Linked DNA regions of Homo sapiens: region 1 is linked to region 2. A link is an interaction called in ENCODE POLR2A ChIA-PET data of the cell type or tissue named here. Cell type or tissue: Caco-2. All regions are shown on one strand. Each heading gives the region's core, and the rest is flanking DNA. Links, peaks and the distances in the headings are about the cores only.

Evidence for each region. Peaks named below come from ENCODE experiments on the same cell type or tissue, not always from the same donor. Only the 100,000 strongest peaks of a DNase experiment are listed, where the experiment ranks them.
Region 1: POLR2A ChIA-PET joins it to region 2 with 7 read pairs; 13 of 35 experiments call an interaction of 5 or more read pairs at or near these places.

The regions. Positions count from the first base shown.
Region 1 is chr17:8,171,175-8,175,564 of GRCh38, forward strand. TMEM107 (transmembrane protein 107) reads right to left here. Exons shown (of 5, transcript NM_183065.4): 4 at 3,346-3,442; 5 at 1,283-3,098. The coding sequence ends at 3,029. SNORD118 (small nucleolar RNA, C/D box 118) reads right to left here and starts at 2,414; the gene lies at 2,278-2,414. It overlaps LOC105371520 (a long non-coding RNA gene), which reads left to right and starts at 2,936. Exons shown (of 4, transcript NR_188261.1): 1 at 2,936-3,024; 2 at 3,602-3,700. RefSeq lists enhancers at 1,861-1,950, 2,431-2,610. In Caco-2, for the core only: no CTCF peak of the experiment used is centred there; DNase peaks (open chromatin) are centred at 2,347 and 2,667; H3K4me3 peaks cover 1,091 bases.
Region 2 is chr17:8,054,265-8,058,654 of GRCh38, forward strand. No RefSeq gene overlaps it. Among named protein-coding and RNA genes, the nearest start is that of ALOX15B, 17 kb to the left of the region's middle. RefSeq lists enhancers at 3,413-3,930, 3,414-3,483. In Caco-2, for the core only: a CTCF peak has its summit at 3,578 (motif pointing left); DNase peaks (open chromatin) are centred at 2,297 and 3,597; H3K4me3 peaks cover 1,639 bases.

The DNA of each region.
Region 1 (4,390 bases), core at 274-4,273, 120 kb after region 2:
TGCCGGGCGCAGTGCCTCACGCCTGTAATCCCAGCACTTTGGGAGGCCGAGGCTGGCAGATCACGAGGTCAGGAGATCGAGACCAGCCTGAACAACATGGTGAAACCTCGTCTCTACTAAAAATACAAAAATTAGCCGGGCGTGGTGGCGCGCGCCTGTGATCCCAGCTACTCAAGAGGCTGAGGCAGGAGAATCGCTTGAACCCGAGAGGCCGAGGTTGCAGTGAGCCGAGATTGCGCCATCGCACTCCAGCCTGGGCGACAGAGCGAGACTCCCTCTCAAAAAAAAAAAAAAAGAAAGAAAGAAAGAAAGAAAAAGAAGAGAAAATGGTGGTGCTATTACCAGAAAGAAAGGATGGATACTGAACTGGCAAAAACAGATGTCTACTATGATGGGAGAATCCCAAGACCCAGTCAACTCAGGGAAAAGACACTGAGCAGTTACCACAGGCCTGACACTCTGCTACCCTTCTCCCCTGACAGACAGCAGTGGCCGGCGCCTGTAATCCCAGCTACTCGGGAGGCTGAGGCAGGAGAATCGCTTGAACCAGGGAGGCGGAGGTTGCAGATCGCGCCACTGCACCCTAGCCTGGGCGACAGAGCAAGACTCCATCTCAAAAAAAAAAAAAAAAAGTGTGAGTGTGGATGAGGGAACTGAGGCAGAAAGAGGGAAAGTGACCTCCTGCCCATCACACGGCCAAAAAGAGAAAAAACCACACTGGGACCCCGGCAGGCAGTCTGGCTACAGAGCTTGTTCCTGTAGTCCTGGCCCTGGGCTAGGGCTCACATACGTGAGCTGAGATCTGGAAACCAGCAGCATCTAGTTGATGTTTGAAAACAAGAGATGGGCCGGGCGCGGTGGCTCACGCCTGTAATCCCAGCACTTTGGGAGGCCGAGGCGGGTGGATCACGAGGTCAGGAGATCGAGACCATCCTGGCTAACACGGTGAAACCCCGTCTCTACTAAAAATACAAAAAATTAGCCGGGCGTGGTAGCAGGCGCCTGTAGTCCCAGCTACTCGGGAGGCTGAGGCAGGAGAATGCCGTGAACCCGGGAGGCGGAGCTTGCAGTGAGCCGAGATCGCGCCACTGCACTCCAGCCTGGGCAACAGAGCGAGACTCCGTCTCAAAAAAAAAAAAAAAAAAGAAAAGAAAAGAAAACAAGAGATGGATGAAGTCACCCGAAGAGCAGTGATCACCAGCACTTACGGGGCAAGCAGAAGAGACAACCCAGTATTATGTCCCCAGTAACTGACACACTGCAGGTACTCAATAAGTATTTATTGAATTAATGTAAGAAGGAACAACCAGAACAGTATAATAGTAGGCAAACCAGGTGAACCACTGTTTCAAAACTAAGGGAGAAAAAAGTGCAAAAGAGGGGAGTGGGAGAAACGCGGTGGCTCATGCCTGTATCCTAGCACTTTAGGAGGCCTAGAGGCCTAGTGGGGAGGACGGCTTGAGCCCAGGAGTTTGGGACCAGCTTGGGCAACACAGTGAGACCCTGTCTCTATAGAAAAATTTTAAAACAACCAGGTGTGGTGGTGCTCACCTGTAGTCCCAGCTACTTGGGAGGCTGATGCAGGAGGATCATCTGAGCCTGGGAGTTTGAGGCTGCAGTGAGCCATGATCCCACCACTGCACACTGCACTCTAGCCTGGGCAACAGAGTGAGACTGTCTCAAAAAAAAAAAAAAAAAAAACCAAAAGAGGGGGGTGGTCAACATACCATATGCTGAAGAGAGGTCAATCTCAAGTCTGAAAAGTGACTCTGGATTTGGGAAGAAGTCATTGGTGATGATGAGTTTCTTGGGGGTGTACTGGTAGATTTTTAACAACCAACTCTCCAAAAACAAATGTATCCATGTATATACATCTGCGCCGTGCACTCCTGCCTTGGCGACAGACCAAGACCCTACCTCAAGGAAAAAGAAATACAGTTCCTATTGAATACCATCCTGAGGGCAACCACCATGTGCACAAGACTGCAGATATTTACTGATGTGCAATGTTTCCTGAGAAGTGAGGATTAAAGTTATCAAACGACAAAAAACAAAGAGCCCATTTGTATTATTTCACTGCCTAAATTCCAGAAAGCAACAAAAACCAAATCACAATTTTCAAGAACAAACAAATTTAGCAAGACTGCAAAATAGACAAACAGCAATAGCAAGACTGCAAAATAGACAAACAGCAAGGTTATCCCAGTCAGAACTTCATAGCTATGTTTGTGGATATCTGCTAATCAGCATAACACAAATGTAAGTGATCGTCAGAAAGAATCAGACAGGAGCAATCAGGGTGTTGCAAGTCCTGATTACGCAGAGACGTTAATCACGTTTCATGCATCTCCAATCATCATGTTCTAATCTGCCCTCCGGAGGAGGAACAGGTAAGGATTATCCCACCTGACGATACAGACAAACAGCCGACATTCTGCACTCAGTGAAAAAGATTCCGTTACAAGCTAGGGTGAGTTCATAACGCGCTGGTATGAGCAATCCTATTATTTAGCGTCCTTCCAGTTGTTTTGCCATATTAGCTCGCACATTTTTTTAAATTTTTTTTTCATTCGGCTGCCGAAAAGGAATAAATTACTTCTTCCCAGAATGCTCCGATCAGTTACGTGCCGGACGTTCTAACTGTACGCACTTTCTATTTACATATCTCCGCCCACTCCCTTCCGCCAGGCACCTACCGTAGTAACCAAAATAGAAGCGATACCAAGTATCTTACGGTCTGCAGGACTAGAAAACAGCGTTGTTTTTTTTTTATTCAGTAGTTCAGCCATCTCAATTGTCCCCTAAAACTGTATATAAGTCTTAATGTTACTACAAAACATATTTTATTACAAAGCACTAAATACAATGCGGATAATCCCAGACTCAAGACGTAATTATTCCAACACATATCCTCCAGCAGAAGCAGTTTCCGAGGGGAAAACCGAAGCCTATGCCTTCCTTCTTCCAGGAATACGAAGCGGCCCTTGCCCCTGTAGGCTTCGTCCTTAGGTTCCCGTCATGAAGGTAATCAGAAGGGTTTCTTTTTCAGCCCAAAGACGGTGACGAATAAAGCCATTTCAGTGACAGCTGGAAGGGCACTACCAAGGCAAGTGGTAGATTCAGAAACCCTTTCAGTATAAATACCCAAATCTCCAAACCAGAGACCCCACCTCTGAAAGTGTAGGGCAGGTGGCATGGGGGGTAGGGGATGAAACTTTAAAAGCCTACAGGATGTTGAGTGGATCTGGTATCTCACACATGGAGGAAAGGGCTGGGTAGGGGAAAAACCTTCAGGTTTAGGGCCAACCTTCCTCCCTCATCCCCAAATATTGGATGCTACCACACCTGCAGAAGACAAAAATGTACCAATACGTAGTGCACTCCCAACGCTCGAATATGAAGAAGGACAGGGCCACGGATGCACTACAGTGAGCCCCAATGGCTTGGGAAGGCACGAGATTAAGGAAAGTCTTTGGATCGACAGACAGTGATGGGTCAGAAAAGGCCAGTGGTGGGGCTGGCATCTGCATTCAGGTTCATCCCTTGCTCCCTCACCATGTTTCAAGGGCTAGAGTCAGCAGCTCTGACTTCTGAATTTTAGGACAGTCATGTGAGGAGAGACCAGAAGTGACTGCACAGATCGGACCTCAGGCTACCCTACCCCTTATCTGTGGGCCAGCCTGGATCCTTCAGATGAGAGGTAAGAGTAGGCTCTCCTTCTGCTATGCCACAAAGGAGTGCTGACAGCGACTTAATATGCGCTGGAATCAGCCTCCAGTGTCCTGGTCCTCCTGGTCCACAATTCTCTGACCCATGTGCCTCATCTCCTTTGCCTCTTCTGAGTTCCCAGTGCTCGCTTCCGTTGCCTCTTCTGAGTTCCCATTGTGCTTTATATCTTTTGTTTGTTTTTTGACAGAGTCTTGCTCTGTTGCCCTGGCTGGAGTGCAGTGGCACGATCTCAGCTCACTGCAACCTCTGCCTCCCGGGTTCAAGCAATTCTCCTTCCTCAGTCTCCTGAGTAGCTGGGATTACAGGAGTGCGCCGCCACGCCCGACTAATTTTTGTATTTTTAGTAGAGACGGGGGTTTCACCATGTTGGTCAGGCCGGTCTCGAACTCCTGACCTCAGGTGGTCCACCTGCCTCGGCCTCCCAAAGTGCTGGGATTACATGCGTGAGCCATCGCGCCCTGCCTGTGCTTTCTATCTTCACACACTTCTATAGCACAGTGCTTATCACACTGAATTACAGATTTGTATCTACCTCCTCCTCATTGTAAAAAGAAACGGTGGGGTTTTTATTATTCCTATTATTTTTGTAGACTTGGGTTCTCACTATGTTGCCTCCTGCCTGCGCCTCCCACAGTGCTGGGATTACAGACGTGAGCCAACA
Region 2 (4,390 bases), core at 255-4,254:
AAGAGCAGGAGGAGGAGAGTGTCCCAGCTCCAGGACAGAGAGAAAGGGAGGAAATCCTTTTCTCCCTTTTTTCGTTCCACCAGGACCCACAATGATTGGATGATGCCTGCCACATTGAGGGTGGATGTTTCCCACTCAGCCCACTGACTCACAGCAATCTCCCCTGGAAACACCCTCACAGACACAACCAGAAATAATGCTTTACCAGTTCTCTCGGTATTCCTCAATGCAGTCAAGTTGGCACTTGAATGCATTAATGATGAAGTGTTATATAATATAGGTAGAAAACAAGTCACACCATGAGAAGCACATGATCCCTTTTGTTTTTTGTTTTTTGAGACGGAGTCTTGCTCTGTCACCCAGCGAGACATGCCACCATGTGGCATGATCTCAACTCACTGCAACCTCCGCCTCCCGGGTTCATGCCATTCTCCTGCCTCAGCCTCCCTAGTAGCTTGGACTACAGGCGCCCGCCACCATGCCTGGCTAATCTTTTTTATTTTGAGTAGAGACAGGGTTTCACCGTGTTAGCCAGGATGGTCTCGATCTCCTGACCTCATGATCCGCCCGCCTCGGCCTCCCAAAGTGCTGGGACTACAGGCGTGAGCCACCGCGCTGGGCCCCCTTGTGTGTTTTTTTTTTAAGTGAAGTATGTAAATCAATAGAAATGGCAAGGAAAGATCTGGAAAGAAGGATGCACACCTAGCTGTTGCTTGAGAAGGAGAGTGGGATTGTACAGCAGGGCCACATTGAGGAGTAAAGAAGTGGGAGCCTTAAACTAAGAGAGAGAGAGAGAGAGAAAGAGAGAGAGGTGAAACCCTGAAAAGGAGATCTATTTGATTGCTTGAGGTACTCACAGGGAACAGCCTTGTTAAGAAAAATTATCCAAAACTGATGAATAGAATCAAGAGGACAACTGCCTGTCCTTTTAAAGATGTTTTCTTTTCTTTAATTTTTGGTTTTCCTTCTTTCTTTTTTTTGGGGGGGTGGTTTCTGGTTTTTGAGACAGAGTCTCACTGTGTCACCCAGACTGGAGTGCAATGGTGCCATCTCAGCTCACTGCAACCTCCGCGTCCCGGGTTCAAGAGATTCTCCTGCCTCAGCCTTCCAAATAGCTGGGATTACAGGCACCCACCACCACACCCGGCTAATTTTTGTATTTTTAGTGGAGACGGGGTTTCGCCATATTGACCAGGCTGATCTCGAACTCCTGACCTCAAGTGATCCTCCCACCTCGGCCTCCCAAAGTGCTGGGAGGGATGCTTTATTTTCTAGCACGGCATACCACTGTTTGACTTTTCTGTGTGTTATTAATAAAGGCCTCGATTTATGTGAAGTTCATGTAAATGATTTGTTCCTTTTTTTAAAAGCAAATAAACTGGAGATTATAGTTCATTGCTCTGTAGAATGTTGACTAGTTTCATATCTAACCCAACAATCGTGTCCTAACATTCCTTTATTAAATTGCCTGTAAGTGCCCGGCTCCTCAATTGTTCTTGAAACCAGCATGACCATCTGGCTGAGTCGAATAAAATATTTGACTTGTGAACATTCTAATTTGTATGAACCATGTTTTTAATTTGTTTGAAATCCCTCCCAGGGTGGAGGGAGAGCTGCTTGTGCCACCCCAGAACAGTGCCTAGAACCCCAATCCCTTCTTCTCTCTGCCAGGTCCTCTTCCAGCCTCCTCTTTATCTTTGTGCCCGCCTTCCCCTCACCGCACCCCCATCCATGTTGGACATCCCAGGGGTGCCTTTGCTCACTACCCCAGGGAATGAGAAACAGACTCTTCTGTCCCCACCCGCATCCCCCACTGACCTAAGAAGGTGCTGAAGCCTGGGACAGAGACAAAAGTGGCAGAAATGGAGAGGGATGTGTGGGTTGAAATAGGGGGCTTGGATGTGGGCCCAGGTGGTTGAGGACCAGCCTACACTGTGCCCATTTAAAGATTAATAGTATATGCTTTAGAATAGTGCTTTACTAATATGATTATGAATCATAAGTATAATAGCTTGTGCTTAGTACAACAATAAGAGAATCAGGCGGTGAGCTTGCTTGACTGACCACAGAGTGGAACAAACAACCACAGGAAGTCTGCGGAGCCTCTGAGCAAGAAAGTTGGCTTATTGCTCAACCTTCCACTTGAGTGCCTGAACAAAGGTCTCATGGGAAGGGAAGCGACCCCTGCTCCATTACCCGGGAGGGTACTGCAGGAGGCTGCTGGTAAAAGAGGAGAAGTCCTCTGCAGTAGGGTTAAGGAGGAAGCCTCCTATCTCCCGCATGTTCCCAGAGGCAAAGCAGCTGCTCTGCTGACGGTGCTCAGGCGTTGACCACTCCTTTGATGTACAGGCCTGTGGGTTTGAAGGGCTGTTTGCTTTCACGTCCTGTTCTGTTCTATTAGCCGCTTAGTTGGACTCTGATGATTATCTGTAAGTTAAACATAGAGTATTAGCTTACGTAGTGGAACAGTAAATAGTATTAACTGGCTAATGACCGACACAGCAGGCTCCGCCACCTCTCCCTATGCTCACCCAATGATCACCTCACCATCAGCCCACCCTCAGCCTATAGGATCAAAGGAACTGTACTCAATAAATATCAGTGGAACCCAGAGCTCCTGGCCTTTGCAATCTCCACGTTGCGATGGATCCTTGGACCCACTTTTGTTAACTCTTAAACTTTGTGTCTTTGTCTTTATTTCTTTTCTCATTCCCTCGTCTCCACCGGGAAGGGGAGAGCCTGCGGGTGGTGTATCAGGCAGGTTCCCCTACATCTTTGGCACCCAACACGGTCTCCTTGAACCCAGGTGAAGTTACACCTGAGCGTGGTCGTTGTGAAGAACGGTCTGTCCAGGAACTCCCGAGAACGTGTGGTCGGCCTTGCGGTAAGCTTGTGCACTCGGAGCATTCCAGGGACACCATGGGACAATCCAAAAGTAAACATTCTGCATATTTACATTTTATTAAGCTCCTCTTAAAGAGGGCAGGAATTAAGGCTAGCACAGAAAATTTGATTACTCTGTTTCCAACAGTAGAGCAATATCGTCCTTGGTTTCCTGAACATGGTACCATGGACTTCAAAGATTGGGAACAGGTGGGAATTGCCTTAAAACAAGTTTGTAAGGAAGGAAAATTTATCCCCCTAACAGCCTGGTCAAACTGGGCTATAGTTAAAGCAGCCTCGGAACCGTTTCAATCGGAAAATGAGGCTTATCCTCCAGCAGAAAGAATTTCTGCAGAGGAAGGTGGTGATGCTGCTGAAGGAGGAGAGGATAGTGAAGAAGATTTTGAGGAAAATACAGACAAACCTGGAGATGAGTTAATTTCTTTTGAGGAGCACGTGGGACCTTCAGCTGCTCCTAAAATAGAGAAGCCATATATGCCAAGATGTTTAAAACAAAGAAGGGCCTTGAGGAGCAGTCGGCTCCTCATTGGGATCATCCGGAGTGGCCGCCTCCAATAAAGCAATGTAGCTTGGAGCCTTGGAGGTCTGAATCTCAAATTTGCCCTGTTTCACGAATGAATGAATTGTGGCCTCAGGAACCACGAGCGCATGGTGTAGCACCAGTACAACATAAGGCTGCACTGCCATCTAATGTTAATGAATCGCCATTACAGTTTACTATTCGGCAGGCTAGATTAGCCGGAGATCTTGATGCCTGGCAGTTTGCAGTAGTTTTGCAACCCCCACGACAGCAAGGTGGAGCCCATCAAGCGGTATGGGAACCATTTTCTTTTAAGCTGCTCAAAGATCTTAAAGCAGCTGTTGGTCAGTATGGTCCCAATTCGCCTTTCATCCGATCGCTATTGCAATCTGTGGCTCAGAATAAGCTATTGACTCCGTGTGATTGGGAGATTTTAACGAAAGTTACACTTTCGCCCTCCCAATTTCTTCAGTTTAAGACTTGGTGGACCGACGAGGCTCAAAATCAAGATCGAAAAAACCGTGCTGCTAATCCTGCTATTGCCATTACATTTGAACAACTTCTAGGAATAGGGGGTCAATGGGGAACTGTAAACAACCATCAGGACTTCGAGATGATGCCATTGAACAAATTCGCAATTGCTGTTTGAGGGCATGGGAGAAAATTCAGGATCTGGGAACTACTTATCAGTCTTTTAATTCTATTAGACAAGGCTCAAAGGAACCATATCCTGATTTCATTGCTCGCCTTCAAGACGCAGCACAGAAGGCTCTCACTGATGAAAGTGCCAGGAAGGCCGGGTGCGGTGGCTCATGCCTGTAATCCCAGCACTTTGGGAGGCCGAGGTGGGCGGATCACCTGAGGTCGGGAGTTGGAGACCAGCCTGACCAACATGGAGAAACCCCGTCTCTACTAAAAATATAAAAATTAGCCGGGCGTGATGGCACATGTCTGTAATCCCAGCTA